Linked DNA regions of Homo sapiens: region 1 is linked to region 2. Evidence: chromatin loops called from intact Hi-C (ENCODE). Cell type or tissue: gastrocnemius medialis. All regions are shown on one strand. Links, peaks and the distances in the headings refer to the core of each region. The heading gives the core; the rest is flanking DNA. Region 1 overlaps LOC107984859 (a long non-coding RNA gene). Region 2 overlaps CLEC16A (C-type lectin domain containing 16A).

Region 1 (16,119 bases), core at 4,516-7,015, 79 kb after region 2:
CTCTGGAGCTGGAGACAATTTCAAGGGAAGGCTCAACTAAGAGACAGTGTCACAGAATGATTACACTTGAGTCTCAGGAGTCACAGGATCTGGGTTCAAATCCCTGCCTTGGTGCATGTCCATTAGGGTCCACTCAGGGAAACAGAAACCACATCAGGTATTTCAAACAGAGGGAAATGGATACATGAATGATGAGACTACCAGAGATGAGCATCAGCAGGAAGCCAGTACCACCCGGAGTGCAAGAGGGAAAACCGGAGGACCCTGTATTACCAGAGCCCAGGAGCTGGGGCCATCTGAAATGCAGGAATGGCAACTGAACCATTCCAAAGGCTAGACTTTGCCAGGGATGCTGGAGCCACAAAGAAGTCCCTGCTGCTGCAAATATGCCACTTGAAGCAGAGAGAGGGAGAAATACCATGTTTATCCCTTCCTCTCACTCTTCAGCCTCCCGCCAGGCTTCCCATTTGTTTAACTCAGTAGAGAGTCAATTGGCAAGGAGGCCTAGGATATGTTGCTTCTCACCATACAGAGTTGAGCAAGAGGACAGATATGAAAGCAAAGAGGCAAATGCAGCCTCTCTCTGTAAATGCAACATTGAGCAAGAGCCTTAGACCGAGTGACTTCCTGCTCTGGGCCTCAACTTCCTCCTCTGCAAAATGGGGATAACATCCTATCTTGGACCGGACCCATCATGATGACAGTCAAGAGAGATAATCCAGAGAAGGCTGCCAGTACCCAGGCTGACACGGGGTAACAAGCACTACAGACTTGGTGGGGCTGTTGGTGGAACATCCCCAGCCCCCCAGAAGTCACCAGTGCTGCCCACTGGGGGATATTTTCCATAGGACCCTTCTTAGATTTTAATACAGGAGGGAGCAGGAATGGGGGAATTAGCTTTGAAGTAATGTCCCCTTGCCTGTCACTGCCTTTTTTTTTTTTTCTTTTTTTTGAGACGGAGTCTCACTCTGTCGCCCTGGCTGGAGTGCAGTGGCATGATCTCAGCTCACTGCAACCTCCGCCTCTGAAGTTCAAGCGATTCTCCTGCCTCAGCCTCCTGAATAGCTAGGATAACAGGGGTGCACCACCACGCCTGGCTAATTTTTGTATTTTTAATAGAGATGGGGTTTCGCCATGTTGGCCAGGCTGGTCTTGAACTCCTGACCTCAAGTGATCCTCCTAACTTAACCTCCCAAAGTGCTGGGATTACAGGCATGAGCCACTGCACCCAGCCTGCCACTGCCTTTTGTATAGAAGTGTTCCAGACTAGTTTGTGCTTTCTAAAGGCTGAGTGTAAGGGAATGTGTGGTGTATGTTCATAGTAGGTGTGTGATAACATGTGAATATATGCATGCGGGGTATTTGTGCGAGTGTGGAAGTGTGTAAGCGTGTGTGTGAGAATGCATGGCATATGTATATTGTATAAGAGTGTGTGGTGTATGAGATGTATGGTGTGTGTTTGCGAGGGTGTAATGTGTTTGGGCGTAGCATGTGTGTGAATGCATTTGTGTGAGTGTGTGTATGCTTGAGTGTGTATGGGTGTGTGGTGAGTGTGAGAGGGGCTGCAGGATGAGAGTCGGATTCTCCATCTATGCTTCTCATATAGAGCTCCAGAAGGTCCTTTTGAGAAATCCCCAAACCACAGCCTGCTGGGCCCTGTGTCAGGGCAGAGTCGGGGCCGGGGTCCAGGTGGGCTGAGGTTTTTCAACTCGAGACTAAGCTCCTTCTGCTGGGTGTGTGACCTTGGCAGCCCATGAGACCCCTTCTTCTGTGCTTCAGTTTCTGTTCGGTGTTTTGTTTTGTTTTGTTTTGTTTTGTTTTGTTTTGTTTTGTTTTGTTTTTGAGATAGGATTTCATTCTGTTGCCCAGGCTGGAGTGCAGTGGCACAATCATAACTCACTGCAGCCTTGACCTCCTGGGCTCAAGCCATCCTTTTGCCTCAGCCTCCTGAGTAGCTGGGACTAAGGGTGCACAACAGCTAATTTTAAAAATTATTTTTAGTAGAGACGGAGTCTCACTATGTTGCCCAGGCTGGTCTCCAACTCCTGGGCTCAGGTGATCCTCCCACCTCAGACTGACAAAGTGCTGGGATTACAGGCATAAGCCACCATGCCCTGCCTGTGCCTTGGTAAATGGGGGTAAAATGGGGGGTAATCACTGGACTTCCTAGGATGGTTGTGATGTGAGTGCTTGGCCCAGGGCTTGGGGTGGTGGAAGGCATTAGCCACCTATTATTATCAACTCTGGCTATTTATGTTGCTATTTTCTCTCATCATTATATTTACTTCATCTAAAGAAGTGACAGTGGCCCTCAAGAGGAGGATGAAAATCAGCAGGGCTGGCCGTACGGAGTGTTGTTCAGGATGGGGAAGCCCAGCGACTCTCAGGTGCCACTATGGGCAATGGAAGTCATTCAACCCATCTGAAATATGAACGGTGTCCACAAAAGCTAACCATACACATACCCTATACCCAGCAATCCCAGTCCTGGGCAAAAACCTGGAGAAACGAGGCACCTGCCCACCACAGGCCTGCACATGCAGCATGGCTCAGGATAGCCCCCAAGGGGAGACAAATCCAATGTCCACCAACAGGGTCATGGAGAAATAAAGTGTGAAAGAGGAGCCGGGCGCAGTGGCTCACGCCTGTAATCCCAGCACTTTGGGAGGCTAAGACAGGGGGATCACTTGAGGCCAGGAGTTCGAGACCAGCCTGGCCAACATGGGGAAACCCTGTCTCTACTAAAAATACAAAAATTAGCCAGGTGTGGTGGCGGGTGCCTGTAATCCCAGCTACTCAGGCGGCTGAGGCAGGAGAATCACTTGAACCCGGGAGGTGGAGGCTGCAGTGAGCTGAGATTGCACCACTGCACTCCAGCCTGGGTGATGACAGAGTGAGACTCCTTCTCAATAAAAAAGTAAAATACAATAAAAATAAAGTGTGAAACAGCCATGCAGTGGAATACCACTCAGCAATGCAAAAGAACAAACTCCTGCCGTACACGATGTGAATGAAACTCACAGACATGGCGTTGAGGGAATGAGATGAGCTAGAAAACATCCCCACTGTCCACTTTCACTCATCTGAAGCAACAGGCTAAACTCATCAATAGTGTCAAAAGTCAGAGGAGGGGCTGCCTCTGGCCAGGAGGTGGGGAGGGTCTGAGGGACCGTGCTAGAGACGCCCTGGACCTCAGTCTGGGTGGTGCCTCTGTGGGCATAAAACTATGTCAGAACTCACCAAGTTGGACACTCAGATGCGTGCATGTAAGTGATTGTGTTTTCCCTTGATAAACACTTTTTTATGACACAGAGTCTCCCTCTGTCACCCAGACTGGAATGCAGTGGCACCATCGTAGGCCACTGCAGCCTCAAACTCCTGTGCTCAAACGATCCTCCAACCTCAGCCTCCCTGGTAGCTGGGACTACAGGCATGCACCACCATACCTGGTTAATTTTTGTATTTTTAGTAGAAACAGGGTCTTGCTATATTACCCAGGTTGGTCTGAAACTCCTAGACTCAAGCGACCCTCCTGCCTTGGCCTCCCAAAGTGCTGGGATTACAGGCATGAGCCCCTGTACCCAGCCGATAAACACTTTTTGAAGTCCTTTTTTTTTTTTTTAAAGTAATGAATGGATTGTAGGAATCATGGTAATAAAAGACTGATTCATGCTACATAAAGTGGATGAACTTGAAAATATGTTGAGTGAAAGAAGTCAGACACAAAAGGCCACTTACTGTATGATTCCATTTATATGAAATGTCCAGAATAGGCAAATCCACAGAAGAAGAAAGTGGATTAGGGTTGGCCGGGCACGGTGGCTCACGCCTGTAATCCCAGCACTTTGGGAGGCCAAGGCGGGTGGATCACAAGGTCAGGAGATCGAGACCATCCTGGCTAACACGGTGAAACCCCGTCTCTACTAAAAAATACAAAAAATTAGCCGGGCGTGGTGACGGGCCCCTTTAGTCCCAGCTACTCGGGAGGCTGAGGCAGGAGAATGGCGTGAACCTGGGAGATGGAGCTTGCAGTGAGCTGAGACGGCGCCACTGCATTCCAGCCTGGGCGACAAAGCGAGAATCTGTCTCAAAAAAAGAAAGAGAGAGAGAGAGAGAAGGAAGGAAGGAAGGAAGGAAGGAATTAAGGAAGGAAGGAAAGAAGGAAGGAAGGAAGAAAGAAAGAAAGAAAGAAAGAAACAAAGAAAAGAAAGAAAGAAAGAAAAGAAAAAGAAAGAAAAGAAAGAAAGGAAAGAAAGAAAGAAAAAGAAAGAAAGAAAGAAAGGAAAGAAAAAGAAAGAAAGAGAAAAAGAAAGAAAGAAAGAAAGAAAGAAAGAAAGAAAGAAAGAAAGAAAGAAAGAAAGAAAGAAAGAAAGAAAGATAGATTAGGGTTTACCAGGGGCTGGGACAAGGGCGGTTGGGCGGGTGACTGCTATGAATATGGGGTTGTATTTTAGGGTGGGGAAAACATTCTGGAACTAGACTGATGGTTATATAACACTGTGAACGTACTAAATGCTACCTAACTGTACTTTAAATTGGTGATTTTTATGTGATGTGTATTTTACCACCTTTTTCTTTCTTTCTTTCTTTTTTGGAGACAGATTCTCACTCTGTCACCCAGACTTAAGTGCAGTGGCATGATCTCAGCTCACTGCAACCTCTGCCTCCCAGGTTCAAGCTATTTTCATGCCTCAGCCTCCCGAGTAGCTGGAATTACAGGTGTGTGCCACCACACCCAGCTAATTATTGTATTTTTAGTAGAGATGGGGTTTCACCACGTTGACTAGGCTGGTCTCAAACTCCTGACCTGAAGCAATTCTTCCACCTCAGCCTTGCGAAATTCTAGGATTACAGGCATGAGCCACTGTGCCTAGATGCCACCATTTGTTTTAAAGTAATTAATGGGGCTGGGTGCAGTGGCTCATGCCTGTAATCCCAGCACTTTGGGAGGCCGAAGCGGGCAGATCACCTGAGGTCAGGAGTTCGAGACCAGCCTGGCCAACATGGTGAAACCCCATCTCTACTAAAAATACAAAAATTAGCCAGGCGTGTTGGCATGCACCTGTAATTTCAGCTACTCGGGAGGCTGAGGCAGGAGAATGGTTTGAACCCTGGAGGTGGAGGTTGCAGTGAGCCAAGATGACGCCACTGCACTCCAGCCTGGGGGACAGGTGAGACTCCATCTCAGGAAAATAAATAAATAAAAATAAATAAATAAAGTAATTAATGGTAAAACAAAAAAAGTTGAACTTTGCTCTGAATCTTCACAGTATGCCTACATGTGGTGCCCTATTTTCTCTGTTTTGCAGGTGGGGAAGCTGAGGCCCAGAGAGGTGAGTGGCATGTCCGAAGCAGCCCAGCGCAGGGTGCGAGGTAGGCAGGGCTGGGCCCCCGGGCCTTCCCTGTGAACCATCTGCCCGCCGGTTGCAGGAGGCAGTTCCTGGAAAGCAAGCGGGCCGAGTTCCTCACAGAGATCAGAAGAGCAACAAGATCTCCAGGCCAGGGCAGAGGTCCCCGCCCTGGATGCTGGTGACACTTCCCCTGGGCGGGAGGGGCTGGGAGCATGCAGATCTCAGCCCTGAACAGCCTGTCCTCTCGCCTCGAGGTTCTTGGTAGGCTGGGAACAGCCTGTCCTGCTGAGCTTCCTGTCACCTCTCTAGCTGCCCACACGCCGCACAGCTGCCACCGCCGGCCCTGGCCCGGGAGAGGGGGGTCTCTGGGGATCTTAGCAGGCCATGGTGGGGGTGTCTTGGGGCCAGCCTGAACTGAAAGACCATCACAGCTTGCAAGCCACCTCCCTGCTCTGTTGCTGGCTCTCCTTGAAGACAAGTGTTTTTCAATTAACCAAAGCGGTGCATGGCAATGTGATAGGGGAATGAAACACAGCAACAGAATCAATGCCCCACGCTGGGCAATAGCCGACTTTCTGTTCGCTCCCATCCCTTCCTTCCCTCCCCGCCTCCTTCCCCTGCTCCTTCCATTCCACAAACATTTATTGAGCACCCGCTGTGTGCCAGCCACTGTTCTAGGCCCTGAAGACACAGAAGTGAACAAAAAAAAAGAGTCCCTGTGCACATCCTGGAGGGACTTTCCCCGTGTGTGTGTGTGTGTGTGTGTGTGTGTGTCTATACAGTGTATGGAGACAGTGGATAATAAAAGCTGTTTATGAGGCACTTTCTCTGAGCTGTTCCATGTGCTTCACTTATACTCATTCAGCTAATCCTCAGGACACCCCCGTGAAGTCAGTGATATTAGTCACAGAGGCCCAGAGAAGTGAAGTGACTTGCCCAAGGTCACACAGCCAGCAAGAGGCCAAGCCCGGATTGAACCCCAGCCGCCTGGCTCTGGAGCCTGCAGCATAACCACAGCAGGGAACTGCCACCGGAGACAGACATCGACAGCCACTAGGAGATGTTAACCAACAGGCTTGTCTTCACGGCACGGCCCCCGCTTCACCAGCTGCACTGTTTGATGAGCTTTGCAGGTCCCAGATCTTATAAGCTCATGGTGATTGATCCAAATGATGCAGAGGTCGGCCTAAAGTTAGAAGTGGGCCCCTCTCTGCCCCAAGACAGCCCTTCACCCCAATTCCATTCCCACAGTTTGGGCATCCACCCAGGCTGCCAAGCCAAGCGGGGGCTGCCCGGGTTAGCAGGGACCTGGCCATGGGCCTCCTCAGCTAGGGGCCGCCTCTCTGAGGAGTGGGTGCCCCGCCCCTCCGTGGGCCGCCTGGTTTCTCTTATTGGCAGCGTCTGTAGTCCCCTGGCTCTGTCACCCGCAGCTATTCTAGGCCTCTGGTTCCTTTCACTTTCTGCTCTGCGTCTTCCTGCCTCGGTGGTTCCCCACCATCCAGCCTGAGACCTCCCCGTTGCCCGCCCTGGGTTTCTGTCTGCTCCTCTCCGTGGTGGCCGGCCCTGGCTCTGCCCCAAAGCCATGGAGAAGGCCAAATGCAGGCTGTAGAAAGGTCTGGGATCAGATCCCCCCATCCTTCCATGGCCACGTGACCGGGCCCGCCTCTTCCCTCTGAGCCTCACATCCTCATCTGAAGAGGGAATGCTGCTCATGCCCACCTTGCGGGGATGTGGGGAGGGGGTGCTGCCAGTGGAGACTCCCAGGGGACCCTCCAGGAGTCTCATCCTGACTCGAGACTGGGCACCTGGTGGGGGCACAGGCCCCCTCTCCCGCCATGGGACCGCCACATCCAGGCTCTCGTGGGTTGAGATGCTGAGGAAAGGAAAGAACAAAACCTGCTGGAGGAGCAGCGAACACGGCCCTCAGCTGGGTGACCTTGGGCAAGTCACTTCCCCTCTCTGGGCCTCAGTTTCCATATCTGTGAATGAGGCAGCTGGACTGAAGAATAGAGAGTCACAAAGCAGAGTGACACAAACTGGGCTACAGGAAACCCTGGAGGCCCTCGACCCAGGCTGGGGCCGGGGATGGTTCTGCAAAGCCTCTTGGGAGAGGGTTGCCTGAGCTGAGTCTCCAAACAGAACAGTGGCCTTAAGTCACGGGAGATGAGCCAGAGCAGTCCAGAGGGCACGGTCAGCACATGCTAAGGTCCTGGGGCACAGAGTACAGGGCTTGAGAAGGGTTCCTCTTGCTCCATGTGACTTTCATCATCCAACAGCCTGTGGTGGCACTTGCCTGTATCCCAGCTATCTAGGAGGCTGAGGTGGGAGGATTGCTTGAGTCTGAGAGGTCGGGCTTGTTCTCCCGGTGTTGGCAGAGTCCAGAGGGAGCAAGTGGAAGCCACAGGTGTCTTGAGGCCTAGGCTGAGATCTAGCACATCACCGCGTCACTTCATCCCTTCATTTCATCCTATTGGCCAAAGCAGCCCAATTCTAGGGATGGGGATCTAGACTCAACTTCTTGATGGGAGAAGTAGCAAAGTCACACTGCCAAGGGCAGGGACACAGGGAGGGATGAAGAGTTAGGAATGGTTTTTCTTTTTCTTTTCTTTCTTTCTTTTTTTTTTTTTTTTTTTTGAAACAGTCTTGCTTTGTCACCCAGGCTGGAGTGCATTGTCGTAAGCTCACTGCAACCTCCACCTCCCGGGTTCAATCTATTCTCCTTCCTCAGCCTCCCAAGTAGCTGGGACTACGGGTGCCTGCCACCACGCCTGGCTAATTTTTGTATTTTTAGTAGAGGCAGGGTTTCACCATGTTGGCCAGGCTGGTCTCGAACTTCTGTCTTCAAATGAATTGCTCACCACAGCCTTCCAAAGTGTTGAGATTACAGGCGTGAGCCACTGCGCCTGGCAGGGCTGGTTTTTCAATCACTCTGATGAACTCCCCAACAATCATCCCTTGTCAATTAAGTTCCAGGCCAATCAAGGTGGCTCACACCTGTAATCCCAACACTTTGGGAGGCTGAGACGGGAGGACGTCTTGAGCCCAGGAGTTTGAGACCAGCCTGGACATCATGGTGAGACCCTGTCTCTACAAAAAATAAAAAATTAACCGGGTGTGGTGGTGCTTCCCTGTATCCCAGCTATCTGGGAGGCTGAGGTGGGAGGATTGCTTGAGTCTGAGAGGTCGAGGCTGCAGTGAACTGTGATCACTCTAATGTACTCCAGCCTGGGAGACAGAGTGAGACCCTGTCTCAAAAAAAACTTCCAGTTCCTGGTCACTGACTTTCTTTTCTTTTTTTTTTTTTTTTTTTTGAGACAGAGTTTTGCTCTTGTTGCCCAGGCTGGAGTGCAATGGCGCGATCTCGGCTCACCGCAACCTCCGCCTCCCAGGTTCAAGCAATTCTCCCGCCTCAGCCTCCTGAGTAGCTGGGATTACAGGCAGGCACCACCATGCCTGGCTAATTTTTTTTGTATTTTTAGTAGAGACGGGATTTCTCCATGTTGGTCAGGCTGGTCTTGAACTCCTGACCTCAGGTGATCCGCCCACCTCGGCCTCCCAAAGTGCTGGGATTACAGGTGTGAGCCACCGCGCCCGGCTAGGTCACTGACTTTCAACAATGGGCAGGTAACTCAATTCTGGCCAATGAGACATGAAGAAAGCTTTCCTTGCTCCTAAGGGAAGCCCCAGGGAGAGACATGGTTTTCTGTTCTTCCTGATGTGGTGGCTGAAACTTCACTGGCCCTCTTAGGACTGACCTCAGATAAAACCAACAGCGAGATATCAGCTGAAAGATGGAAGGAAAATGAACTTGGATTTCCTATTGAACAAGATATTACATGTCCAGATTCTTCCTTTTTTTTTTTTTTTAAGAGATGGGGTCTTGTTCTATCATCCAGGCTGGAGTGCAGTGGTGTGATCATAGCTCACTATAGCCTCGATCTCCTGTCCTCAAGTAATCCTCCCACTCTGGCCTCCCAAAGCACTAGGATTACGGATGTGAGCCACCACACCTGGCCCATTTCCAGATCCTTTTTAAAAAAATATTTTTTAAAGTAGAGACACGGTCTCACTATGTTGCCTAGGCTGGTCTTGAACTCCTGGCCTCAACGATCCTCCTGCCTAAACCTCCCAAAGTGCTGGGATTACAGGTGTGAGCCGCACATGCTTGGCCCATTTCCAGATTCTTTAAGCCGGTTTACATCAGGATTCCTTTTACTTGACCCCGAAGACATCCTTAATGATGCCTCTGGTTATTTTGGTCTTTGTGAGCCGTGTCTGCCTGACTGTGCCAGGTCAGAGCTTGAGAGCTCCAGGCTTTTCTCCCAATGATGTTGGAGGGTCCCAGGTGCAGCCCCAAGCTTCTGCCCTTCATATACAGGGACCTCCCGTCTGCCCACTGTACCAAGGCCTCTCAGCCCCCACGGCCAAACCAGCAGTCACGATCCTGGATTCAGGAGACAGACCTGGGTTCTGGTGAATTGGACTCCACCCTTTGTCACTGTGCAACATCAGGTAAGTCTTCTAACCTCTCTTAGCCGTAGGTGGCTCTTCCACAAAACGAAGTAGTCAAACCTACATTTGCATGGTTCATACTTCATGACAGCACATTGAAAATGTTGAAAAATCTCTCTCTGGCAATTAAAATTTGCATCTCTGGGTTTTCATGGTTTCCAATGTGCTTCTTAGTCTCTCAATAATAACAACAGCAGCAACAGTAATAGTAACAGCCAGCAATTAGGGAGCACCTGCTCCGCGCCAGGCACACTGCAGATGGTCGTGCATGCACCATCTCATTTAAAATCTTCTGTGCTCAGGACACTCCCGTCCTACTCTGCCTCAAAGCCTCGCTCCTTTCCAGGACCCATGGTCTGTGCGTGATCTGATTCTACTCCTCACCTCTCCATCCTCACCTCTGACTTCTCACCCCTCACGCATGCTGCAGCAGCCACACTGACCTTTCTTTGAACACACTGGGAACAGTCCTACCTCAGGCCCTTGGCACCTGCTCTTCCACCTGCCTGAAAGGCTCTACGTCCAGATGGGCAGCTTGCTCATCCCTTCCAGCTCCCAGCTTCTTGGAGAAGGCTTCCCTAGCCATCATAATAAAATACCAACCCACACCTGGCACCTCCTAGCCACACCCCACCCGCCACTGCCTGCTTTACTTTACTTCCCTCTGACATACTGATTTTTTGTTTGTTAGTTTTTTGCTTTTGCTTGTTTTGTTTTTGAGACAGGTTCTTGCTCCATCACCCAGGCTGGAGTGCAGTGGCATGATCTTGGCTCACTGCAGCCTCAGCCTCTCCAACTCAAGCAATCCTCCCACCTCAGCTTCCAGAGTAGTTGGGACCACAGGCGCACACCACCACACCCAGCTAATTTTTAAAATAATTTTTGTACAAACGGAGCCTTGCTGTGTTACCCAGGTTGGTCTCAAACTCCTGGGCTCAAGCAATCCTCCCACCTCCACCTCCCAAGTGCTGGGATGATGGGGGTGAGCCTCCGTGCCCAGCCCACGTACTGTTTAACAGGTTTGTTGGCTAGAGTTTGCCTCTCTCCCTGCTAGACCATACGTTCCTCAAGGGCAGAGGATTTGGTCTGTTTTATTCACTGCCAACAGCCCAGAGCCAGGAAGAATGCCTGTCATATAATAAATGTTCAGTGAATGTTTGTTGAATAAATGAACAATGTATATGCCCCTATAGGATAAATGCCAGTGTTATTCCCATTTTTCAGCTGCGACGCAAGAGCTCAAGAAGTGAACTGGCTCCCATTGGCACGGCAGAAGGAGCCGTGGTGGGACTCTGATGTGGAGCCGCCTTGAGCTGCAGAGCCAGGACTCTGCACAGCACCTGCCTTGGCCCTTTTAAGGTCTCTGCTTCTGGATCTGCCAGGTAAGGCCTGATCCTGGGCCAGATGCCAGAGGGCCCTTCCTGTTGGCATCTCTGCAAAGCCTCATGTGTTGTCTGATGGCAACATCGTACTGGGAGAGCCCTGGAGGCCTGGAGCAGGACCAAGGGACAGTCAAGTGGACAAAGGCCTTTCTGAGGAGGAAGCAGGTGAGAGGAAGGAGTCCTGAGTGGCAGGACCAGCCCTGGGAAGGACAGTGTCCTTCACAGCTCAGAGGTCAGAGTTGAATCAGGCCCACAAACCCTCCCTGAGCCTCTGCTCTGGGCTCCTCATGGATAGGCCTAAGAGCCAGGGGTGATTCAGACTTAGGTATTAAAGTGGGGGACAGACGCAGGAGGGTCCTTCAAAGGGGGCTATTTTAACTTTTATTTATTCATTTACTTACTTGCTTACTTACTTATTTGAGGCAGAGTCTCGCTCTGTTGCCCAGGCTGGAGTGCAACGGTGCAATCTCAGCTCACTGCAACCTCCGCCTCCCAGGTTCAAGCGATTCTCCTGCCTCAGCCTCCCGAGTAGCTGGGATTACAGGCACCTGCCACCATGCCCGGCTAATTTTTGTATTTTTAGTAGAGAAGGGGTTTCGCCATGTTAGCCAGGCTGGTCTCGAACTCCTGACCTCAAGTGATCCATCTGCCTAGGCCTCCCAAAGGGCTGGGATTACAGGCGTGAGCCACCGCACCCAGCTGCTATTTTTATTTCATTTCAGCCCTATTCTGATCCTTCTTGGGGATAATGTCTCCCCATCTCATAGATGGGGAAATACAAACTCAAATTGGTGAAGGAATTGTCCCAAGGTCATTTGGCTAGAAAGAAGCACATCGAGTTGGATGACAATGATAATAATAATGTGACTCCCGAGTAGCTGGGACTACAGGCACCCACCATCACGTCCGGCTAATTTTTTGTATTTTTAGTACAGGTGGGGTTTCACCGTGTTAGCCAAGATGGTCTCAATCTCCTGACCTCGTGATCCCCCTGCCTCGGCCTCCCAAAGTGCTGGGATTACAGGCGTGAGCCATTGTGCCCAGCCTCTAGTTCTTTCTTATTCTCTTATTCTGAGTGTTCCTTTTCACAGCATCTTATTCTTCTTATATGAATGCAATATATTTTATTTCTCTGAAGCTTCCTTATTTTCTCGAAGACTTTTGTTTCTCCCCACCTGGCTCTGTTTTTTTGGAGTTTTTTTCCTCTCTTGGTTTCGGTCTTTGACTTTCATTTTACAAGCTGCCCTCAAGGTTTCAGTGACCCTCCATTGCACGTTCGTATTGAAGAGCAGGGAACTGAAAAAGATACTGGGAAATGAAGACCCTTGGAAGCTCCATGTCTGTGGCAGGACGTGTGGACAGGGGAGGCTTGTTGGGATCTGGCTGTCCTTGTAAGATCCCAAAGCCAGCATCGGAAGCGTCGTCTGAGAGGATCCCTGTGACCTCCTGACTGCAGAGAAAGCAGGCTGCCAGCTTCCAGGAAGCAAGCAGGGGGATGGGGCCAGGGGCGTCTCCCTGACAGGCACGTGGCCTTTCCCTTCCCTCCTTGTTTCAGGACTGACCCACCCCAATTCACTTTGCTGTCCTCAAACTCTAAGCCTCCAGCACAGGTTTTATTTAGATAGTATATTTATGATGGGTGTTGATAAAGATTGGAGGGTAAATGGCCTCCCAACTTACCCCTTGGCACCCCTCGGATGCCAGGTGGTAGGGTGTGAAAATGAACCAGACCTGCTGGTTGAAGACCTGCTAATTATTGAGCAACTACTATGTGTCAGGCGCTGAATCTAAATCAGGGTTTTGCCATGCAGGGAACATCTGGGCATGTCTGGAGACATTTTCAGTGTTACAAATCGCTGTAGGGGTGGGTACTACTGGTATCTAGTGGGTAGAGGCCAGGGATGCCACTAAGCGTCCTAAAGTGCACAGTGCAGCCTCCCATACCAGGCTCTGAATGTGAATAGAGCCAAGGTCAAGAAACCCTGCTCTAGAAAGATGAAAGACACATTCCCTGACTTCACAGGACAGGAGTAAAGAATTTCTGGTTCCAGCCGGGCACACTGGCTCACGCCCATAATCCCAGCACTTTGGGAGGCTGAGGTGGGCAGATCGTTTGAGGTCAGGAGTTCAAGACCAGCCTGGTCAACATAAATGAAACCCCATCTCTACTAAAAATGCCCCCCAAAAAAACAAAAATATTAGCTGGGTGTGGTGGCACATGCCTGTAATCCCAACTGCTTGGGAGGCTGAGGCAGGAGAATCACTTGAACCTGGGAGATGGAGGTGGAAGTGAGCCAAGATCATTCCATGAACTCCAGCCTGGGTGACAGAGCGAGACTCTGCTGAGAGAGAGAGAGAAGGAAGAAGAAAAAGTAAAAGAAGAAGAAGAAGGAGGAGGAGGAGGAGGAGGAGGAGGAGGAGGAGGAGGGGCAGGGGGGAGGAGGAGGGGGAGGGGGGAGGAGGAGGGGGGAGGAGGAGGGCGAGGGGGAGGGGGAGGGAGGGAGAGAAGTAGAAGAAGAAGAGTAAAGAAGGAAGGAAGAAAAGAGAAAGAAAAGAAAGAAAGAAAAAAGAAAGAAAGAAAAAGAAAGAAAGAAAAAAAGAAAGACCCTGCTCTAGCAAGATGAAAGACACATTCCCTGGCTTCATAGGAAAGGGGCAAATAATTTCTAGTTCTGGCCAGGCACAGTGGCTCGCACCTGTAATCCCAGCACTTTGGGAGGATGAGGTGGGAGGATGCCTTGAACCCAGGAGTCTGAGACCAGCCTGGGCAACATATCAAGACCTTGTCTCTATCAAAAAAAGAAGAGAAAAGAAAAGAGAAAAAAAATAATTTCTAGATCCTCAGCATCTGCTATGTTCCAGGGGCAGGAGGAAGCTCTGTCTTCACTTTGGCAGCAAGCCTGTAGCCTAGGCATTCTCAGCCCGTTTTGCTGGAGGGGGCATTTGAGGCCTGGCCAGCTTAGCCAGCCTACAAGGAGTGTTACTGGGGTGAAAACAGCCAGCGGGGACCAGTCTGCTTGTGGCCCGCCAGGTGCCTGGGATGGGGAAGCAGCAAATGCCCACCTTCCTGCCCAACCCCCTCCTCCCTCTTCATGGGGGGAACTGGGGGTGGCAGCGGCTGCCGGGTGCGAGCGGGCTCAGGCCTGTGGCCCTGCCTGACGTTGGTCCCCATCAAGCCATGTGACGAGACCAGGCCACAAGAAAGAGGTTTCAACAAGCGTTATCGTTTCCTGGAACTCCAACTCGGCGACTTCCCCGAAGACCGGCTGTGCCTGGCGGGCGGGCTGCGCACAGCGGGGACAAGGCTGCCCCCTTCCTCCTCCGCTGCCTCCGCGGCCGCGTCTATCTCAGTCTGACTACCTGGAAGCAGCACTCCACCCTCCAGCCCAGCGGCCCTCGGCTCAGCTGCCAGGTCACCGGCAACCCCGGGAGCGGTGGGGCAGGGGCTGCTCCGCCAGCCTCTGTGATGTTCAGGCCGGGCTGCACCAGCCCGGGACCCCTAGGTGCCCAGAAACCCACTTCCTCTTGTTTCTGCCCCTGAACAAGCTTCTCAGGGCAGCTGACAATCAGACTTAGCACAGATGTGCCTCAGTGTTGCTCTCAGAGAAATGAACACAAGGCTAGACGCAGTAGCTCACACCTGTAATCCTAGCACTTTGGGAGGCCGAGGTGGGCGGATCATTTGAGGTCAGGAGTTCGAGACCAGCCTGGCCAACATGGTGAAATCCCGTCTCTACTAAAAACACAAAAATTAGCCAGGCGTGGTGGTGGGCGCCTGTAATCACAGCTACTCAGGAGGTTGAGGCACAAGAATCACTTGAACCCAGGAGGCAGAGGTTGCAGTGAGCTGAGAGTGAACCACTGCACTCCAGCCTGGACAATAGAGCGAGATTCCATCTAAAAAAAAAAAAAAAGAAAAGAAAAGAAAAGAAAGAAAAGAAATGGAAACAAATCTCCCACCCCATTCATCCTGCCCACCAGACAGGGGCCTCTCTGGATCCAGGCGGATAGTTTCTGTTTCTGGCTGACTAGGCCCTAGAAATCCAGAGAAGGGGCTAAAACCTCACTTTGGTGGAGGTGGGGTGGCTGAGAACTCAAATTCTTGGGTACCACCATCTCGGTGATGACTCTGGGATAAGTCACTTCCTCAGTTCCCCAGTTCACAGAAACCCCAGTTGTAAATATAGACCTGGCCACAATGGGGCGGGGTGGTGGGCCCAGGGGCAGAGTGAGATGGGGAGTGAGGAGGAAGAACCAAGGACAAAATCTGATTCCTCTGAAAAGGCAGAAGCCTCCAGGCCAATGGGGTTTTCTTAACCTGCTTTTGGGAAGGAAAGACTGTCAGGCTTTTGGTCTCTCTGGGCCTCAGTTTCCTCCTCTATAAAATGAAAATGATATTAGCTTGAGCCATATGAAATTGCCAACACTCTTGTGGTTTCGACCTCCAAAACCAGCAATTTCATATGATGCTCTAACATGACTTATCTGGAAAACTGCAGACTGAAATGAGATCCTGCAAAGTGCTTAGCAGAGTGATTGCATATAATAGGTGCTCAATAAACAATAGGCCTTATGTTATAATACTTTTTCAAATAAAAATATTATTTTTTTGTAGAGACGGGGGTCTCACTAGGTTGCCTAGGCTGGTCTTGAACTCCCGGGCTCAAGCGATCCTCCTGCCTTGGCCTCCCAAAGTGGGATTACAGGTGTGAGCCACTGCACCCGGCCATAATATATATCTTATATCTCTTATATCTCCTATCTAATGATATGTCACCAGTAATAATAATGGCAGTGCTCCTAATTCTTTCACCCATCCTCTCCTTGTCAAACCCACAGCCACTTCCACTTACTGAGCACACTGTGCACCCAGG
Region 2 (16,119 bases), core at 8,928-11,427:
ATGCCTTAGAATGTTCTGTAGGCTCGGGTGGGCCCGCAGCAGGGCAGCCATGCCGGCAGCACAGCACAGGCCAGTGTCAGTGGCAGAGCGGGTGGCTTGGCCACACACCCCGTGTGCTCACCAGCACGGGCCTGGCCCCACACGTAGGATAGAGCTCTCCAGCCTCATCCTCCAGCCTCCTAGTCAAGCACATCTAGTGCATAACAGAAAAGACTGGAAGACACCAAGAAAAGATCGAACTTACCAAATCTTCCCACCCCAGGGTGTCCATGATCAATCCCAGCATCCTTTTTTTCATTGTTTTTCCTGTTCATTCACAATGGGGTTTCTTTTCCCAGCAGCAGAGTATTTGCCCAGGTGAGAAGCAGCAGAATGAAAGCACCCAGCACAAGCCAAAGAGTATGGGCCCAAGTCCCAGCCTTCCACCTCCACGGGAAAATTGTTAGGTGGCCTTGACCCATTTGGTTCACCTTGTTGGATCTCAGTTTATTCATATAAGAAACAGGGATGATGCTCGACAATGTGAGTGGACTTAAGAACTGAACTGTACTCTTACTAATGGCTCAGATGGTAGATTCTGTTATGTGTACCACAACCGAAAAACAAAAAATGGGATACAAGTGTCACCTCATTAGGCTCTTGTGACATAAAATGAGTTCATTCACCTAAGTGCCCAGAACAATGCCTGACCCATATAAAACGTGCAGCAAAGGTTAACTGCTCTTGCCATTTTGTTGTTGTTGTTGTTGTTGTTGTTGTTAGTTAAGGGCTGAGCCTTGGGACCCCAGAAAATAGGTTCCTTTTCTACACATTAATCAATTAGCACGAACAAAATTACGAATGCAGTAGTCCTTCTGCTGTCAATTACAAAGACATGCTGCAGTGGCACAGAGTTGCTCTTTCACAAAGACTTTCCCTGGGCGTTGGTAAAACACCGGGGTGTAATAGAGCAGGCAGAATTTTCCTCCTCACACAGAAGAGATCCTGTAATCTGCCTGAGGCCCCACAGCTCTCAGAGGCTGAGCCAGGGCTGGAGAAGAGCACAAATTGGGCCTCCAGCCCAGCACACATCCTGTCCCCTGGGGTGCTGACTGCCATCATTGGCACTGCGCCCATCTGAGCCAGGCAGTCCCCCGGAGCCTCACAACAGCTCTGGGAAGCTAGTGTCATTCCTCAGTGCCCAGTGTTACCAGCTCACAAGTGGCCAGCCAGGGCTCCCTGGTTTCCACTCCGTGAACCGCCATGCCCTCCGTTCTGAAGCATATTCAGAGGCAGAACACCTGGAAATCAGGTGAGCTTTGGGAACCCCACATATTCTTGCTGTATTCTACTCCATCGTGTGAACCAAGAGTACAGAAGTCATCAGAGAGCATGACTTGCATCTGTGTCTCAAGTCTGTATCTAAAGGAAAAGTCCATAAAATCACCCAAGGAAACATCCTAAGCCTTTTCTGTTGGTGTTTTTTTTCTTTGCTTCTGAATCATTTGTTTTATCAACCGCAAGTTCTCATTAACAGACAAGTGATAGGAGATGCCAAGGTGTGAAGGCCCCTTTATGGCAGAAAACCGAGAAACGAAAAATTCCTAGCCCTTAATTCTGTATGTAAGTTGATAAAAGTCCATCTTGATTTGATTTTTGCCTTAAAATCTCTCTGACTAGCTCAAAGACAATCCCCTGGAACAAGGTTTGGGAACCACTTCCCAAGAATTAGAGTGCCTTTGGGATCCAAGAAAATGAAATGCCAGCTGGGCGTGGTGGCTCACACCTTTAATCCCAGCACTTTGGGAGGCCGAGGCGAGTGGATCACCTGAGGTCAGGAGTTCCAGACTAGCTGGGTGACAGAGCGAGACTCCATCTAAAAAAAAAAAAAAAAAAAAAAAAGTGAAATGCCAACATGGTGAAATCCCATCTCTACTAAAAATACAAAAAGTAGCCGGGCGTGGTGGTGTGTGCCTGTAGTCCCAGCTACTCAGGAGGCTGAGGCAGGAGAATTGCTTGGACCTGGCAGGTGGAGGTTGCAGTGAACCAAGGTCGCACCACTGCACTCCAGCCTGGGTAACAGAGCGAGACTCCCTCTCAAAAAAAAGGGAAATGCAAATAAGCAGTATTGCCGAGTGCACAGTTGGTGGGAAGGAGAGTTAGTTCGTGAGGACCCACTAAGAATGGGAAAAACCAACTGAATCAAAAGGCAGAGATGCAGCAATAATGGTGCCTCAGAGACAGGCAGAAGCCATTTGATTTTCCACGTGGCCGTTTCCTTCATGCTGCTGATGGCCTCTTCAAAGCACGGCAGCTCCTGGGGGCCAGGGTACGGGACCGCCTGGTGGAGAAGAATTGGGGTAGGGAAAGAATTGGCATTTTTTAAAGGAACTTTTACAATTCCAAGGAAGTGACATGACAAACATGTTGACGAGGGTCAGGAAAAGGAAGGTTGGCTGAGCAAGCGTTTACTAAGGCCCTTGATGAATCAAATAAACACTGCACAGGGCTTACAGAGAAGCCTGGGGTCAGGGGGAGGGACTGTGAGCAAGTCTTGCCAGCTAGTGGGCTCTGTGGTGCTTCTGGCTTGGCACATGCAAAGGTGTGGCTGCAGGGTAGGGATGAACAGAGAGCTGGGAAGCTCAGCAGGGCCCGATAGCAAAGCGCTTTGTGAGCTTGCCCCATGGTTCGAATTTTATCCTAGAAGCAGCAGGAAGCCATTGAAGGTTCTAAGACAGATCAGGGGACATGGGTGGCAAAATGGACTTGGGTTTTAACTGACTGGAGTTGGGAAGGGCAGAGGAGAAGGGTGGAGTGGGAAGGCCACAAGACACATTCTGGCCCCTTCACTGCATGCTCACAGCTGTGCGTCAGGTGATGCCCGTGGGCGGATGAGAAAAGTCCCACAGGCTGGGGTGCGGCCTTCCTTACCTTTCTCTGGCCATTTGCCACTTACTTGTACTATAGGATTATATTGCTTGTTTCAAAAAACCTAAATGACCACTGTTTTCACTCAACAGCGTATCCTGGAGTGTTTTTCATTTTAGTTCGCAGGCGCACCCTCATTCGATTTTGACTGCTGCGATCATCTGGTCAAACCACTGTTCATTGAGCCAGTCCCCTACTGATGGATGTTTAGGTGGTGGCCAATTTTTTGTCCTTTAACAAATAGGCATCTCCAAGTGCCCTTGCGCAAGGGTTTCCTCAGGGTAAATAACCATGAAGTGAAAACAGAAATAGCTACGCTGAGAAACTAACAGGATTTGGTGACCAATTTGACTGAGGGAGTGGGAAGCCACAGAGCTAGCTTAAGGCAAAATCTTAAGAAGGCTTGGTTTCCCTCCCCGAATGTTCTCTGTGCATTTAGCTAGCAAGGGCATCTCGATGATCCCAACTTCTGACCCAACAGTCCTTGTGTGTCTTGTGGGTCTTGTTCTGTCCAGAAGGCCTTCGGGAGTTGTGGTGACTAGAAGGGTCCCCAGGAACTGGTGGGGGTCTCCGGGGTGGCCCACTCATAGCTTGGCTTGTCATCTCAGACAGAACCTCCAAGCTTGGCATGATGGAGACACCAGTGGGTTCTGTTCCCACCTCCTGGCACCTCTGCTGAGGTTACAGCTTTCTACACTTCTTTTCTCTCTATAACCAGAATCCCATGACTAAAATACAGTTTTCTTTATTTGCAGCTGTCCAGCCATGGCATTTAGTATAAATATGCTTTTCTCCAAAAACACACACAGTATTATTTTTTTTAACATCTCAAATTCCCAAAGGGCCAAAAGTCAATATTATCCCAGTGTGATAGGAATGGCTGTTTTGCAACATCTCTTCACACTTACACAGCCTGCTTGCTGAAGCCTCAGAGTAATCACAAAAACACATTCCAAAACCCATCAGCCTGGCTGCTGGATTGTTTTACTGTCTCTGTCACTCCCTGCTGTGAGCTCAGTCCTTGAAAGTCGCCGCCTCAGTTTCCATGTTGAGGGTGAGAAATTCACAGCGTGATTTGGGGAGCAGATGCTTCAACTGTATGAACTGCAAAGTTTGGACTGTGAAGTGCAGTGACTCCTCTGAAAATATTTGCTAGCTGGTAAAATTCAGGCTCATGGCATATGTGGTCTACTTCTAGCCTTACAGACTTATTTAAGGTCCCAGGATAAAAATCCTATTTATTGAATGCCAACTATGTGCTAGGCACTGGGCTAGGTGCTTTACACAAAATAAGGAGATAAGTATGTAAATACTGTATAAAGTTATTAGTCCTACTTTTATAGCTGGGGCAAGCAAGAGTCAGAAAGCAAGGTCCCCTGCCCGGAGTCTCAAAGTTCATCCCTGGAGAGGGTGCCTGCTTCTTCTACCTCTTCTACCGGCTTCCTGAGAACAAAAGTTATCTCTTGTCCTTTGTTCTTTCTCTTCCTGCTAAGTTGATTTGAAGGCTCTGCAGAGCTTCTGGGGTAACCTACGTGCCCCTTTGTTGTGGCTTTCTGAGCACGATGACCTCACCGGCCCACAGCTGGGTCTCCGGTGCTGGGTTCCAGGCACACTCCAGCCTCCTGGCTCACGGATGTCCTGTTGAACCTCACGGATGGCTGGGTGGCAGGAAGAGTCAGTGTGGATGGAATGAGCCTTCCTCAAAAACCCCCACCACCGCTCTTAGTAACCCGGAAAATGCTCTGAAATAGTTGACATTTACAAAGTCTTGGGCATTTGGGGAGAAAAACGTTCTTTTTTTGGCCAGATTTCCAGCATGAAGCCCAAGGGAAATGTCCACGGGCTCAGCACAGTGGTCTAGCATCTCAAAGCAGTGCTTGGCCTGGTGGAGGCCATGGCTTTCCCATCCTGCCCTCTCTCCACATCCAGCAAAGAACAAATGCAGAATCTGGCCTGTCCTCCTGTCCCCACCATGTCCCACAGAGTGGCCCTTTGTGCTGACCCAACACGAAGCACCTGAAAGGCTTGCTCAAGCTGCCGGACTTGAGCAGCTTGAAAGCCACCATCATCAGTGCACCTGCTGTGCCCAGGTGTAAGCCATTGTGTTGTTTAAACTGTGCCACAGCCCTGCCGAGGAAGCCATTGCAATCAAGAGGCTAGGGCCACACACCCTGGAGCCAGACCCCCCAGGTTCAAATCCACACCTACCCCTAGACAACTATGTGATGTCAGGAAGTTCTGTGAAGCTCCTGAGCCTCTGTGTCCCCTTCTTTCAAATGGGGCTGATGATAGGACCTGCCTCACACAGCAGGAGCTTAGCTGGGCCAGCATTTTACATGTGAGTGCTTCACGTTATCGTAGTGTCATAATGGCCACTGCTGTTGAGGAGGGAGCCAGGGCTCAGACGGATAGAGCTGCCTGCCCAAGGTCGCAAGCTCAGGGGTGGCAAGCCAGCACTCCCAGCTTCATGGCCCTGGCTGGAGTCACTTGCAGAGCAGTTGGCCTGGCTCCTCCAGGCTTTTCCGTAGGGTCCTCCCAAGTATTCTAGCCAGTGCTTTTGGGCTCTGCCAGCCATATGGACAGCACCAGGCAGGTAGAGTTCTGAGCACCTGCCCTGTTGGAGCCACCATGGAAGTCACCATCTCTGGCATGGTTCCTTCTTCCAGCCAGTGCACACCAAGTGCCTCCTGCAACCCGTCCTAGGCCCCCGTGCAGAGGACAGCTCACTCACAGGAGGCAGACATGGAAAAGGATGACCATGGGGCCAGGGGGATACCTGAAGTGGTGGGGGCCTCAACAGGGCAAGTCACCCAGAGGGTTCATGCCGCCAGAGCACGGGGTGTGGGGGGCACTGGGTTGTCGGGGACCGTGGGGGATCTGGAGGGGTGCAAGGAGACATGTGAGTTTCATTCTGCGTGCTCTGGGTGGCCTCGGGGCCGCGAAGCAGGGAAGTGGCTGGACCTGACGCATGTCTGTCCAAGCTCCTTGCACGTACCGTGTGGGAAGTGGATTGGAGACAGCAGTGCGGGGCCACTGGGGTCCCACCAGAAACCAGGGCAGCTGGGTGAGGGACGGTCTGGGATGTGGGAGGTGCCCTTGGCTAGCATGGTCAGTGATGGCGGTGGGGACAGCGTGCCTGGTTATGACAGATCTGCTCCTGAGAACGGCGCTGCCTCTGCACATCGTGTAGCAGCTTGGGACAGGCAAAGCATTTCCCATTTGTGATCTCAGTAACCGCAGAGCGTAGTGAGGTGGGAGAGGCTTGAGAGGTGAGCTGACCAGCGCAGGTCACACAACAGGAAGCAGTAGTGTGCTTTGCACTTGGCCCCCACACTGTCCTGAGGTTGAAAGGTTTAAATGACTCGGGCACTGGGGATGTCTGACAGAGCATTCTGTGAGACTCATCGAGCTGCCAGCACTGGGCTAAGTATCTCCACAGCCCAGGTTCACAGCAGGGAGGCAGGTATGGTTACTCTCCCTACTTACCGGGGGAGGAGGCTGAGGCCCAGAGAGGTGAGGTAACTTGCCCGAAGTCACTCAGTGGTAGGTGGTGTTGCTGAAACCCACTGCTAGGCCATCGGACCCCCACAGTCTGCTCAGTCCAGTGTCCAGGGATCCTCCTCAGGGCCCGGGAACCTGACAAAATTCTTGGCCTTGCCCTGGGGGAGCTGTAGTTGGAAGCTGGGGGCACTGTGATCATACTTGCAGCCTCACATGCGTGGCTCCTGGGCACGCCTGTCAGAGCGCTGTGATCAAGCAGGCCTGGAGGTGCCTGTGCTTGGCCCTTGGCACTAAGCAGCTGTCTAGGCTTCATGAGCCGAGTGGCATTTGCCCGATAGGTGTGATGTGTCAACAGCTTTTTCTCCTGCTTTTCACAGCCCCGGCTGGCTCTGAGCTAGAACTCTTTTAAAAATCATAATAAGGCACTGACCTGCAGTGGTACACACTGGTGCAGCCCAGGCACAGGAGCCTCTGCAGTGGAGATTTAAGGTCTGCTGGTCAGGAGCAAATTTAGAATCTTTCTGGAAGGTTCTGGGTCTGGCCAAGAGTGTAGTTAAGCCCTTCAGTGATGTGAGTTTGGGACTTCTTTAGCTTATTGTCTTCATGGATCTACAGAGGTAGGCTTCTGAGGAAAGCAGTGGCTTGTCTTTTTATTCATTCCTTTTTCCAGTAAACTTTTTTATTTTTTTGGAGACAGAGTCTTGCTCTATCACCCAGGCTGGAGTGCAGTGGCACAATCTCAGCTCACTGCAACCTCCGCCCCCCTGGTTCAAGTGATTCTCCTGCCTCAGCCTTCCAAGTAGCTGAGATTACAGGCGCCTGCCACCACGCCTAGCTAATTTTTGTATTTTTAGTAGAAATGGAGTTTCACCATGTTGGCCAGGCTGGTCTCGAACTTCTGACTTCAGGTGATCCACCCGGCCTTGGCCTCCCAAAGTGCAGGGATTACAGGCATGACCCACTGTGCCCGGCCTATCCAGTAAACATTTATTGAGCACCTACTGTGTGCCACGCCCTGTGCTTGGGGTTGGTGACCTGGTGAGCTTGCAGTCTTGTGAGAGTGACAGACAGCATTCAACTAATAACACCCATTACTAATGCATTTATAATACAGAGCCTGGCTGGTCTAGTAGGGATGGGGAAGACATCTTTGAGCAGGTGAGTGGGCAGATATCATGCCAGTCCTCGTTTGACCTCAGTAGGGATGGCACCAGGTTCCAGAGGCTGAAGAAGAGACCTGGTGCCAGCAAATGAGACATAGGGTTCATCAAGGACTTAATGTACAGGGTCAGTCCAGTGGCAGCAGGCTGGGTGGGAAAGCCACAGCCGCTTGTAAAAACCATGCCACTTATATAGCAGTTTCCCTTAGCACCCTCCCCCTAGCAACCTCTACCTGGCAACCTTCATTTAACCTAAAACAAAGGGCTTAAGTGAAGCTACTGCTGTCAGCTGCATCTGCCGTCCAGCAGATCGTGGGAGTGTTCCTCAGAGCAGACAGGATAGGGAATAGCATGTGCAGGGGCGCCCAGGGTGAGAGCAGAGTAGGCTCCCCTGGGTCCCCATCGATGTGACACCTTCTGCACTTGAAGCTGTTAAAGGCATCTTCCATTCATGCATTAGCTCATCGTCAGAACCTCCCTGGGGAAAGGTAGGCATATGTTCATTTTGCAGTTGAGGTTTTCTGAGGCTCAGGGTGGTTAAGTAACTTACCTGGAGTTGCACAGCTAGTGCACAGCAAAGCCAGTGTCCTATCCTGGCTTGGCCTGACCCTGGCCTCCTGCTCTGTGTTCTCATTTTTTATTCTTATTCCCTATCCTGTGTTGTTACTGATAAGGCTCAGAGGCCTGCCAGAAGGATCAGAACCCCATAATTATCAAGCCCATTGGAGGATAATTCTAAGTCATTGACCTTAAATCTGCAAACCCAGAACCTTGCCTTGAGAGTGCCTCCTAGCCCTGTCGCTCGGCACTTTCTCAGAATACTACTAGGCTGGTCATCTCCCAAGCTACCTTATCCACCTTAGAGTGAATACATCTCTGAAACTTGGTAGGGAACTGCACCCAAATGAGCAAATCATGCTATCCCAGGAGAGCAAGGAGCTGAGTGAACATCCATCCTCTTGGGGCGTCCCTGCAGCCTGCAGCTGGACAGCGGCCTCAGTCTCCTGTTGCCAGGGGTGACGAGGCCTGCTCAGCTCAGCATAGCCCTTGGGTCAGCTCTTTGCTCCTCCAGGCAGACAGCTGTGTTCATTCTCCGTCCTGTACCTCCACAACTTCTGTGGGACAGCCAACTAGATGATCAGGAAGCCACTCAACTGGAACCTCACAATGGCAAAGAAAAGCCACCCTCCCCTCAGCTGAGAGGGACCTACAGGCAGCCCTAACAGTGCCTAGGTGCCCAGAGGCATGGTTCTTTTGGAAGTACGGAGCCCTCATGCCTGTAGGATCTTCCCCAGCTTGAGGCCCACGCCTGAGCCAGGCCAGCCCTGTGGTCCTCGGCCCTAGCTGTGCATTTTTAAAATCACCTTGAAAGCTTTTAGAAAAGCCCAACATCCAGGCCTAACCCAGTTAAGTCACAGTGAAGAGAGGGCCGTTGGTGACATTCTCTTCTGTAGGAGCAGTGGCTCTAGCGTGCTTGGGGTAGGAGGGATTCTGGGTATAGGAGTGGGATGTTTTGTGCGCTGGGGCCAGTTTCAGGAGAGGCCAATTCCACAAAGCTTGTCATGCCTTGGGGGACGGCTGTGCTAAGAACTGGGAAATGGGTTCTGGATGGCCCTGCCCTCATGGAGTTCATGGTGTCCTGGGGCTAACTCACTTTTGTACCAGACCTAGAGCAGGGAAGGCTCTGGAAGGAAGTCTTAAAGGATGAGCTAGGTTTCACGTGGTGCATCCCGGCAGGGGGAATGAGCGGGCTGTGAAAACCACCATGTGCACATGGGTCCTGCAGGCAGCCTGAGGATAGGGGTCAGCAGGAGATAAAGCCACGTGGGAATGGCCCCTGCTCCCGATTACCTGTCCTGGACTTGGTTGGAGGGCCCAGGGAATAGCTGATGGGCTTCAAGCAGAGGGCGAAGGTCCCACTCTACTCCGACCACACACAGCCCTTGGAGCGGGAAAACAGTCACTGATGGGGCCGGCCTTAGGGCGGGCTACCCGTGGGGCCCGATGACCCACACTTAGCTGGAAGGAAGAGGCAGCCAACAACACTTCCTTGAGTCACACAGCTGGAGCCCAAATCCACCCATTAGTCCAGGACCAAAGCCAATGTCATCCGCGGCCTCTCCCACTCCTGCATCCAGTCCCTCCCCAAGCCTGTCAGCTCTACCTGGGAGATGCAGTCATGACAAGGACCTCTCACCACCACACCTGTCTCCTGGGCAAAGGGCTGGGTAACTTCTTTAAGCAGCAGAGAGTCAGGCTTTTAGGGCCATATGGTCTCTGTCGCAACAAGCCTCTCCCATTGCAGCCAAAGCAGCTGTAGAGCATACGTTACCAAGTGGGTGGGGCTGTGCCCCCATCAGTCTTCCCTGGCAGGACAGCAGGTGGCTGGATTTGGCCCGCAGGGCATTGTGTGCTGACTCCTGACCTTGGCCAAGCCTGGGCCGGTGGCTTTAAACTCAGCCCCACTGTTGCTCTCCTTGCCCTCTATGGTCCATTCTTAGCACCAAAGATCCTTTCAGGGTGTGAGTCGGGTCAAGTGTCTCCTCTACTTAGATTCTTCGCTGGCTCCCATCACTCAGATGAAAGCCAAAGTCCTCACGGTAGCCCCACGTTTTACACAGTTTGGTCCCTCTGCACTTCCTGACACTAACCTCACCCCCGCCATGGTCCCCTTGGCCCACTTCAAGGCAACTTAAGGGGCCTCTCCGCAGCCTTGACCTTGCTAGGTATGCTCCTATTTGGAGGGCCCTGACCTGGGTGGCCTCTGTTTGGAGAAGTCGCCCTGGGTACCTATGTGGCTCTGTCCTTGCTTCCTTCAGATCATTCTTCAGACCTCACCATCTCAGAAGGTCTTGCCAGATATTCTATATAGTGGCAACCCTGTCCCCACTCCCAGCACTCCAGGGGTCTCTACCTTGCTCATTCCTTCAGAGCACTCAACCTCTCCTGACATTTTCTACTCCTTGACTGGCCCTGCCCTGTCCCATCCCATTATCAAACTGTAAGCTCCAGGAAAACAGGCACTGTGTTTTGTTTACAGCTGAATTTCCAAGTCCTGGGCTATACCAGACATATAGGTAGTGCTTGGTAAGTACTGGATAAATGGATCGATGGATGGATATTTGGATATAGAGGGATGAATGAATAAATAGATGAATATAGAGGATGGATAAATGGGTAAAGGGGTAGATGGATGAATGGATGTAGAGGGAGGGAGGGAGGGATGGGTGTAGAAGGATGGATGGGTATAGAAGGATGGAGGTGGAGGGAGAGGGGATGGATGGATGTAGAGGGATTGATGGATGGGTAGAGAGGGATGGATGGGTAGGTGGATTGATTGGTGTACAGGGATAGATAGAAGCCTGGATAGATAGATGGACTGGCAGATGGGTAAATGGGTAGGTGGCTGCTGGGTGGATAGATGGATAGAGGTGCAGGAATGGATGGGTGGATGGCCGGATGGGAGGGAGGGAGGGAGAGAGGGATGGATGGATGGTGGAGCCAACAGATCTTTAATCCCCCCTTCTGTGTGCTAAACATTGTTCACTGGGGACTCAGGGGTTAGTCAAACAAAACACATCAGCCCCTTTGGAGCTCATGGGCACTGTGGACACCTTAGATAGTCTAGAACTTCCCACCATGTTTGGTGCCCTCAGGGAACTGGCAGATGCTGAGTTAATGTCCAGTAAGGGGATCTGACCCAGACCAGGTGTCTGGGAAGGCTTCTCTGAGGAAAGGATGTTGACCTGGGAGGAGGAGGTAGAGGAAGAGCGCCGAGAACCTTGTGTCCCAGACAGGGGCTGCCATAGACAGGAGAGCATTGATGTCTCAGCCCACAGGCTGCCCAATCCCCAAGGAATGAATATGTTGCTGCCCGTTTGACACCTGGCAACAGTTTGGCTAGGCACAGAATTCCCCTTTGTCATCAATTTCCGCCCTGGCCAGATAAGGGGAGCTGAGACCCCAGTCCTGTATCCCAGGTAGATATTCAGCCCAGCATGCCCTGCCGTGGCCCTGACTACTCGCATCATTAGTACAAAAGGAGGAATTTGACCTGGGATATTTTCCTGTAATGAATTCTTTGGAAAGGGAAAGTTCTTGGACTTGGGCCTGATTTGAAGATGAAATGTTTTGAGCCACGTGCAAGAGAATGGCCGACAGAACCTGGAGGGCAAGGTTCTCTGAAGGCGAGGTTCCAGGTTGTTCTGCAGAGCAGGGTTAGGAGTAAAGTGTTTGTAATCCCCTGCTGCAAGCTCTACTCAGAACTTCTTAGGTAGGGGATGAAAATGTTCTAAATTGATTGTGGAGGTGGTTGCACAACTCTATGAATACACTTAAAGTCCATGAATTGTACACTTTAAATGGATTCATTGTACAGTATGTGAATTCTATCTCAATGAAACTGTTGTATTAAAAAATACAGCTCTCAACTTGTCAGACTGTCACAAAGCTGTCATCCGACAGCACATAAAGACCAGATTATCTCATTTGTGTCCCATTTTGATCATAAAATAGTTCAATGTATGTAACATTTTCCTTAAAGCAGTCCAAATGTAAAAAAAGAAGTTGGAACCTGCAACACATTCCGGAATAATTTGGAAACCTTGATGCAATCCAGACTCACCTGGCACCCTTTCTCTTCCCTAAAACGTGCCTTTTTTCCATTTCTTTTTGACTTTGAGAAAAAAACTCTGTTCTTACTGGTAAAATAGCCTCCTGTTTCCTTTTCTTTCCTGTAAATTATGAGATAAGTTTGCATTTCATACCTTTCCAGAAATCTCTGTTGATTGTGGTCTGACCTCAGATTCATGATTTCTGGGAAAGAAAGAATTAGAATCACTGCTGTGAACATTAGAAGTGCGGTGAGTAGTTCGTGTTGTGGATTTGAGATGGAAAACAGGTGACCAGTACCTGTTTGTTGTTCCGGAACTTATTTCCTGGTGCTGCTAGATGGTATGCCGGCAACCACGTCCAACTCATGCCAATGACTTTTAAAAATGTCATCTCAAATGCCACATGTTATGTCTTGGATGTAGTTAGGGCTAGTTGTGGCCTTTTTGTATGGTAGAAACCTCCACCTCCTGGTGGAGGAGGTCTGGAGGCACTAGAACTTGACAATACAGGTACTGTTTATTGAGCAATTACTGCATATCAGACACTGTGCCAAGCAAGGTTGTGTGTACTCTTCTCACTTAATCCTCACAATGATGTATGACATAGGGATTATTTCCCCCATATTATGCCAGGGAAATGGAGGCTCAAGGCTACAATTTCCATTACACAGCCAGTCAGCATCAGGGCTGTGGCTTGAACCCATGTCTGTCTGCCACCAAAGCCCACCATCTTAGCTTATATTATGCGCCTCCGTTTCCCTGTCCATACTCCAGCCTTTAGACTCCCAGGCCAGTGCTCCATCCCCTGTATGGCCAGGAAAGCACAGCCATCTTGTAGGACCAGGAGCAGTTCAAATAATGAGCCAACGGCTGGCACCCTTTCTCCGAGCACAGCGATGCACCAGAATGCTCTCCCTCCTGTGACAGGTGATGTGCGCTTCAGCTCAGGCCCAGAAGAGCCACAAAAGAGAAGCTCCAGCAGTTCTGTGTAGGAGGCAGGATGTACTTCTATCCATAGAAGGGCTCTCATGATTATTTATTAATTGTGAAAGGGAAGAAAAAACTAATAGAGTTTCCCGGAAAGGGATACAAGTTCAATATGATAAACTCCCAAAAAGCAATCAAAGGCCAAAGAGGGCAGAAAAATAAAGGACAGGGAGAAAGAGAGATGGTGAATCAAAGTGGCCAGTATGTTAGCAGAGGCCAGGGGAGGGGCCAGGCTTCACAGCCAGGGAGGTGTGGGGCTGTCGGAGCACAAGTCACCAGTGGTGGTGAGTCAGGCAGGCAGCGGGACTTGACCCCATGGGGTCACTGAGGCCCTGGGGATGAGCTGATAACAGGAATGGATGGAACCGGTCAGCTGTTTTGCTATTACTGCAGACCCGTTGTATTAATTTTTGTGCATTAATACATGAACGTAGAATATTATAAATGAAAACTGAGAAGCTACAGGAAGAAGAAATCACAATCCTATCAACCCAGAAGAAAGCATTGTTAATATTTCTGTTTATTTTCCACTTCTGTCTTCCCTGTTTTGTCTCTTTCTCTCATTTAAAAAAAAAAATACATGAGTTGATTGTTGATTTTTGAAAAAATCAGGCTGGGCACAGTGGCTCATGCCTGTAATCTCAACACTTTGGGAGGCTGAGGCAGGCAGATTGCCTGAGCTCAAGAGTTCAAGACCAGCCTGAGCAACATGGCAAAACCCCATCTCCACTAAAAATATAAATAGCTGGGCATGATGGTGCCCACCGGTAATCCCAGCTACTTGGGAAGCTGAGACATGAGAATGGCTTGAACCTGGGAGGCAGAGGTTGCAGTGAGCCAAGATCACACCAGTTCACTCCAGCCTGGGTGACAAAGTGAGACTGTCTTAAAAAAAAAAAAAAAATTGCAACATTGCAGGTGCGACTTAAGACCCCATCAGTTACCACCCTTCCTCAGTCATCATTTGCCTTATTTTTATTTTTCCAGACCCTTCTCTGTGCAGTTGCATTTCATACATGTGCCAGAGCTGATGAACAGAACAGAGCCACCACCCCTTCTCTGCAATTCTGAAACCCAAACAGCTCTGAAAATCAAAATATTTTTCCTAACTCGTATGATGGCAAAACCAAAACCTGCCTTCAGGTATTTATGGGCGGGTTTATTAGAGTCATTGATGCCAGTAATTGTGAGTTTATGTTTTCGTTTCTGCAAAAATTCAGTGTTTGGTTTTAGCTGCTCACGACCCAGCTGACAGTGTAACGTAATACCTATGTGTGCCCTACATGGCCTTTTACCTCCTAAAGATTCTAAATTCCAAGACATATCTGGCCACAGAGGTTTAGGATAAGGAGTTAAGTATGGATCTGTAATTGTGTTAAGGTTTGGGCTTCCCTTAAATAAAATCATAATTCTGTATACCCTGCTGCACCTTGCTCTTTTCAGACACCACTGTAAATCAGGAATCTGTGTTAGCACTTACAGATTTCACACATTCCTTTTCACGGCTGCATAGTATTCCAAAGCTTGGCTACTTGCGTTTCTTTGGCTGAGTGATTCAGTCATCCTAGTCTTTTTCTATCCCGGGCAGCGTTGCAGTGGGCATCCTTGGGCACACCTCTCTCTGTGTGCACGTGCAGTACAAGAAGCAGAACTGCCAAGTCACAAGGTTTTGTTTTCACAACATTGCCATCATGTCAGAAGCACTTCCCTGTACTGTAAAATGCCTCTTCTAAACTTCATTCTTGATGACTGCATAATAGTCCATTGTCTGAGTGTTAGTTTCCTGAGGTGGCCATAACAAAGTCCCACAAACTGGGTGGCATAAACAGCAGAAATTGATTGTCTCACAGGTCTGGAGGGTAGAAGTGCAAAATCAAGGTATTGGCAGGGCTGGTTTCCTCTGAGGGGTGTGAGGAGGACTCTGGTCCAGGCCTCCCTCCTTGGCTTCTGGTGTTTTGCTGGCAATCTTTGCTACTTTTTGGCTCATAGAAGTATCACCCCAGTCTTGCCTTCATCTTCACGTGATGTTCTACCTGTGTGAAAATCTGCGTCCAAATTTTCATTTTTTAGGAGGCACAGACATATTGGATTAGGACCAAACCTAATGACCTCATTTTAACTAATTGCATCTGTAAAATGACCCCATTTCCAAACGAGGTCACATTCTGAGTCTGAGGTACTAGAGGTTAGGACTTCAACCTAAGAATTTGAAGGGGACACAGTGAAACACAAAACAGTCTGAATTTGCCAGATTTTACTTAATCCGCTTATACTGGCCACTTACGTTGTTTCTACTACCTTATGAAGCACCCTATGACAAACATCCTTATTCAGAAATCTTGGTCTACATTTCCAATTATTCCTCCAGAAACCATTCCTTAGAGTCAGGGGGACTGTCCATTTGTCAGGCTCTGGGTGGCACCTTGCCAAATTGCCTTCCAGAAAGCAGAGTAGGGGGATGCCCACCTGGTCACACCTGGGCCCTTGTCTTCATTCACCTGGGCTCTCAGATGACTCCTGCCCAGTGCTCCAGGCTGAAGTCCTCTGCACATATGTGTGCGCCTCTGCCAGCATGTGCACAGGCATTGTTTCTATCAAGTCACTTTTTTATTTCTCATTCCTGCCAAAAAGAGAGAGAGTCTATGGGTTAATAGCAAAGTAGAAACCGTAGCTCAAAATGTCTGTTTGGGGCATGTACTCTTGCATCTGTATAGATGAATAGAGATTTCAGAAATACTGGGCCCTCTGGGCCTCAGGCATTAAATCAATCAGTGCAATTTCACTCACAGGGCAGCTTGCCAAGGGAGCCCAGGAGAGAGTAGCGACTTCTCTGATTTAGTTCAGTCCGTTAAGCTCATGGCAGCCTGCACCAGCTCACTGTTGCAAAAGGCAATCAAGTAATGAGTACTCAGCCACTTTCGGGGGGCGGGGGCCGGCTGGGGAAGGGGCTC

The links. Peaks named below come from ENCODE experiments on the same cell type or tissue, not always from the same donor. Only the 100,000 strongest peaks of a DNase experiment are listed, where the experiment ranks them.
Region 1: it touches region 2 in a loop (4-fold over the local background); 2 of 110 quality-filtered maps call a loop at or near these places.

The regions. Positions count from the first base shown.
Region 1 is chr16:11,218,792-11,234,910 of GRCh38, forward strand. It overlaps LOC107984859 (a long non-coding RNA gene), which reads left to right. Exons shown (of 4, transcript XR_007064984.1): 3 at 5,310-5,333; 4 at 5,431-6,173. Among named protein-coding and RNA genes, the nearest start is that of SOCS1, 29 kb to the right of the region's middle. RefSeq lists enhancers at 5,664-5,713, 6,194-6,273, 6,704-7,263, 14,354-14,593 and a cis regulatory region at 12,583-12,879. In gastrocnemius medialis, for the core only: no CTCF peak of the experiment used is centred there; a DNase peak (open chromatin) is centred at 5,560; H3K4me3 peaks cover 623 bases; H3K27ac peaks cover 1,692 bases.
Region 2 is chr16:11,135,731-11,151,849 of GRCh38, forward strand. All of the region lies in intron 22 of CLEC16A (C-type lectin domain containing 16A), which reads left to right. Among named protein-coding and RNA genes, the nearest start is that of SOCS1, 110 kb to the right of the region's middle. RefSeq lists enhancers at 4,418-4,996, 4,997-5,574, 5,575-6,153, 9,208-9,875. In gastrocnemius medialis, for the core only: no CTCF peak of the experiment used is centred there; a DNase peak (open chromatin) is centred at 9,881; H3K27ac peaks cover 1,542 bases.